2 separate regions of the Homo sapiens genome follow, and region 2 is linked to region 1. The links are chromatin loops, found by intact Hi-C in ENCODE. Cell type or tissue: B cell. All regions are shown on one strand. Region 1 overlaps FANCA (FA complementation group A). Region 2 overlaps SPIRE2 (spire type actin nucleation factor 2).

The links. Hi-C counts contacts between places; a loop is a spot of excess contacts. Peaks named below come from ENCODE experiments on the same cell type or tissue, not always from the same donor. Only the 100,000 strongest peaks of a DNase experiment are listed, where the experiment ranks them.
Region 2: it touches region 1 in a loop (4-fold over the local background); 52 of 110 quality-filtered maps call a loop at or near these places.

The regions. Positions count from the first base shown.
Region 1 is chr16:89,763,880-89,766,379 of GRCh38, reverse strand. FANCA (FA complementation group A) reads left to right here. Exons shown (of 43, transcript NM_000135.4): 28 at 1,314-1,490. Among named protein-coding and RNA genes, the nearest start is that of ZNF276, 44 kb to the right of the region's middle. RefSeq lists enhancers at 1,071-1,140, 1,301-1,410. In B cell, no CTCF peak of the experiment used is centred here; a DNase peak (open chromatin) is centred at 1,309; H3K4me3 peaks cover 1,736 bases; H3K27ac peaks cover 1,819 bases.
Region 2 is chr16:89,859,882-89,862,381 of GRCh38, reverse strand. SPIRE2 (spire type actin nucleation factor 2) reads right to left here. Exons shown (of 15, transcript NM_032451.2): 10 at 1,587-1,699. Among named protein-coding and RNA genes, the nearest start is that of TCF25, 12 kb to the left of the region's middle. RefSeq lists an enhancer at 1,225-1,314. In B cell, CTCF peaks have their summits at 1,171 (motif pointing right) and 1,379 (motif pointing right); a DNase peak (open chromatin) is centred at 1,391; H3K27me3 peaks cover 416 bases.

The DNA of each region.
Region 1 (2,500 bases):
AGTAAAGGTGAAATGGCACTGCAAACCAGTGTTGTCCTTTTATAGGATTTTAATGAACGTCTCGTGTATAAAATAGTGGTTTTCAGGCTGGGCGTGGTGGCTCATGCCTGTAATCCCAACACTTTGGGAGGCCGAGGCGGGCAGATCATGAGGTCAAGAGATCGAGACCAGCCTGGCCAACATGGTGAAACCTGGTCTCTACTAAAAATACAAAAATTAGCCAGGCGTGGTGGCGCACGCCTGTAATCCCAGCTACTTGGGAGGCTGAGGCAGGAGAATCGCTTGAACCAGGGAGGCAAAGGTTGCAGTGAGCCGAGACTGCACCACTGCACTCCAGCCTGGGCAACAGAGCGAGACTCCACCTCAAAAAAAAAAAAAAATAAATAAATAATGGTTTTCAACTTCAGGCTTCACATTAGAATCAACTGAGAAGCTTTTGAAACTATAGATTCCTGGCCCCTTTCCAGATAAATTAAGTCAGAATCTGGGAGCAGCCCCTGAGGATCCAGGGTGCACGTATTTCCAGTTATTTCCTCTGAGGAACTTTGTCCCTGGTGCCAAGTTTTTAAAGAAAACATGGAGTTTGAGCTTAGGAGAGGGCAGCGTGGTTCCCACCCAGCATGCTGAGCAGGGACGACAGTCCTTGGAGCAGGCTGGTTATAAACATGGGAGGCTCTCATCTCCTCGGGGGCAGAGATGGACACGGTCACGCAGCACCAATAGTGTGTCTGGCTTGTCCAGTTGGTGTGCATTTTTGGTGGGAACGCCATTCCTGGCAGAGGCCTAGAGATGGGCTGTTTCACTGCCCGGGACCAAACCAGCCCTACCCCTGGGAGGCAGTTTTGTTCCTGCAATTCTGCTTCCAGACATTTAGCTCAAGGAAGCAGTCAGATGGCAGGAAGGTCTGCACATAGGCTCTTCCCTGGAGCACTGTGCACAGCCATGATCGCTGAGGGGCTCTGCACCCTTCCAGGGGCTGGACTGAGGTCCCCTGAACGTGGGGTTGTGTGTTGTGCCCTCCCAGGGGCTGGACTGAGGTCCCCTGAACGTGGGGTTGTGTGTTGTGCCCTCCCAAGGGCTGGACTGAGGTCCCCTAAACGTGGGGTTGTGTGTTGTGCCCTCCCAGGGGCTGGACTGAGGTCCCCTGAACGTGGGGTCGTGTATTGCGCCCTCCCAGGGGCTGGACTGAGGTCCTCTGAATGTGGGGTTGTGTGTGTGGGCTGTTGATGGTCTGTTTCCACCTGAGCATTTGCTCAGCCACTCACAGTGAAACTTGCGCAATGAAGAAACGGCCGGGTCACTCTCTGTTTCAGTTTCAGTTCCTCATGTTCAGATTGTTCTCAGAGGCCCGACAGCCTCTTTCTGAGGAGGACGTAGCCAGCCTTTCCTGGAGACCCTTGCACCTTCCTTCTGCAGACTGGCAGAGAGCTGCCCTCTCTCTCTGGACACACAGAACCTTCCGAGAGGTGTTGAAAGAGGAAGATGTTCACGTAGGTGACCGTTCCTTCTCCTGCATCATGCCACGTCCTGAGTCTAGGGTTTGTGTGTGCTCCTCGGGCAAGAACAGCAGCACGTAGGTGACCGTTCCTTCCCCTGCATCATGCCACGTCCCGAGTCTAGGGTGTGTGTGTGCCGACTGTCTCCTCGTCTCGAGTCTAGGGTGCGTGTGCCGACTGTCTCCTCAGAGGCAAGAACAGCAGCACTTAGATGGTTTGATTGGAATCTTGACTAAAATCGTTGTGGCCTCATGTGCAGCTCTTAAGAAATTATACAGATACTGGGCACGGTGCTCACACCTGTGATCCCAGCACTGTGGGAGGCCAAGGCGGGTTGATCACCTGAACTCAGGAGTTCAAGACCAGCCCGGGCAACATAGTGAAACCCCATCTCTACAAAGAATGCAAAAATTAGCTGGGCACAGTTGTGTGCACCTTTGGTTCCAGCTACTTGGGAGGCTGAGGCAAGAGAAATCACTTGAGCCCAGGAGGTGGAGGTTGCAGTGAGCCAAGATCACGCCACTCTATTCCAGCCAGGATGACACAGCAAGACCCTGTCTCAAAAAAATATATTAATAAATACAGAGAAACCCTGCTATACTTTCTCAGTTTCTCCCAACACGAACTTCTTTTTTTATTTTTACTGATATATTTTTTGAGACAACGTCTCGCTGTGCTCAGTGGTGCAGTCTTGGCTCACTGCAGCCTCTGCCTCCTGGGTTCAAGCAATTCTCATGCCTCAGCCTCTCCAGTAGCTGGGACTACAGGCGCCTGCCACCACGCCCGACTAATTTTGGTATCTTTAGTACAGACGGGGTTTCACCATGTTGTCCAGGCTGGTCTTAAACTCCTGGCCTCAAATTACCCACACGCCTTGGCCTCCCAAAATGCTGGAATTACAGGCGTGAGCCATTGCGCCCGAGAACTTGTTTTTTGTTGTTGTTGTTGTTTTGTTTTTTTTTTCTGGTGGAGTCTTACTCTGGGGCACAGTGGCGCAATCTTGG
Region 2 (2,500 bases), 96 kb before region 1:
AATGTGTCCTCTAATTCCTTAAGAAGTGGGCCTTGGCCGGGTGCGGTGGCTCACGCCTGTGATCCCAGCACTTTGGGAGGCCGAAGAGGGCGGATGACGAGGTCAGGTCCCAGCACTTTGGGAGGCCGAAGAGGGCGGATGATGAGGTCAGGAGATCGAAACCATCCTGGCTAACACGATGAAACCCCGTCTCTACTAAAAATACAAAAAATTAGCCGGGTGCGGTGGTGGGCGCCTGTAGTCCCAGCTACTCGGGAGGCTGAGGCAGGAGAATGGCATGAACCCGGGAGGCGGAGCTTGCAGTGAGCCGAGATGGCGCCACTGCACTCCAGCCTGGGCGACAGAGCCAGACTCTTGTCTCAAAAAAAAAAAAAAAAAGAAGTGGGCCTTAATTCTCTCCCTCCCCTTGAGAATAGGCTGGACTTAGTGACTCATTCCTAGTGAGTTGGGACAATGTGGCACTGCTGGACTTGGTCATAAATACTCAGTGGCTTTCACTGCGCTCACTCTTGAACCACGTGCTCTGGGGGACGCCAGCCACCACGCTGTGGGGATCCCCAAGCAGCCCGAGAGAGGCCTACACAGCAAGGGACTCACGCCTCCTGCTCACAGCTGGGTGAAGACGCCACTTCAGACGGCTCCTCCAGCCCCGATTTGACCCTTCAGTCGAGATCAGGCCCCACTGCCATCCTAACTGCAGCCTCACGAAAGACCCTGAGCCATGGCCACACAGCTAAGACACTGCCGGAGTCCCAACCCTCAGAAACTGTGAGATAATATATATTTGTTATTTTAAGATGCTGCATTTTGAGGTAACTTTTGATGCAGTGATATATAGCTAATCCTAGGCTAACGGGGCAAGCCCTGCCTTCGGTGGGATACGACCTAGGCTAACAGGGCAGGCCCTGCGTTTCGGTGGGGATACGCACAGTGCCTTGCATTTATATAAGGCTCATAGTTCTCAAAGCATTTTAACATCTGTTCTCATCTGAGCCGCTGGATAAAACCTCAAATAGTGACAGCAACCACACCGTTCACATCCCTCCAACACCTGCATGCTGCCACCGTGGCCCACGGGCCGCACACTCCCCTTACCTCAGTTGATTAAATCCTGCACCAGAACTCAGGTCCACGTGGGCCTCAAGATGTCAGCAAAGGTGAGCTCTTCACAATTACAGGTCAGATAAGAAACCGAGGGCAGAGGGGCTGAGCAGTACCGTGGCGGCGTCACGGCCAGAGTCAAGGTCTCGACCCAGTGAACCCCCCTCACACTGACCTCCAGGCACAGGGCACGCAGGTTCACCGTCTGCCCTAACCCCACACTGAACCCTTCAATTAGGGACCAGGCTCCGGGGCCGCAGTGCAGTGCGGTTCGGCCCCAGCAGGCGGCAGCAGAGACCACGGCCCCAGACCAGCAGCTCCACCACTGGTGCCCCATGTTCAGACCGCGCCCCCCCAGACGGACGCTCAGGCCACACCCCCCAGACAGGTGCTCAGACCCATCTCCCAGACCTGGCTGGCGGCGGGAAGGTGGGTGCAAAGACGCCCCCTGGGCCGCCCTGGACGACAATCGCACCCTCACTCACCAGCCACAGGTGTTTGGCATCGGGGGTCATGGAGGCCTCGGGTCTGTCCCCCGAGGAGCCCCGGTTGCTGAGTAGGGGGTGGCTGGGGTCAGAGACACTCGCGGGACAGGTACCTGGGGGAGAGCAGAGGCTCCATCAGGACTGCCTGGCAGGAGCTGTGGTAAAGAGGACTGTGCCCAGGGGATGATAGAGATGGTGGAGGGCTCCAGGGGAACCAAGCAAAAGGTCAAGGGGAGAAGCGGCCGGGCAGTAGCTACACGGGCAGTTCTAGCACTTAGGAGGCCGAGGCGGGTGGAACCTTGAGCCTAGGAGCTTGAGACCACCCTGGGCAACGTAGCGAGACCCTCAGCTCTATAGAAAAATATAAAAGTTAGGCAGGCATCGTGAAACATGTCGGTAGTCCTAGCTACTCAGGAGGCTGAGGCGGGAGGATTGCTTGAGCCCAGGAGGCCAAGGCTGCAGTGAGCTATAATGGTACCTCTGCACTCCAGCCTGGGCAGCAGAGCAAGACCTTGTCTCAAAAAGAAGAAAAAAGCGAAGAGGGTGGCTCCAACATTAGGACATTCATCGGGGCCCATGTGGTATAGAGGGTCCACAGGACCCCGGAAGGGCCCCCGTGTCTGAGCCCCAGAATGAGCTGGCATGGGCAGTCCCACAGCAGCAGTGAGCCAGACCCTCCTCCTGCAGTCCACACCTCACACTGGAGCTGGGGTCGACCTCCCTCCCTCCACCAACTCCCAGAGGCTGAGGCACAGCTCCAGGTGGGGGAGGCCGAGGTTAAGTAAGTGTGAGGTTTGGAACTGGCCTGGCCTGGACCTCTTAACACTGGGAAGGGGCTGTAAGCACCAAACACGATTGTCCCGAGACTCTGGCCCCACAGGCAGACAAGGAGGCCTGGCCGTGCCTGCTGGGAT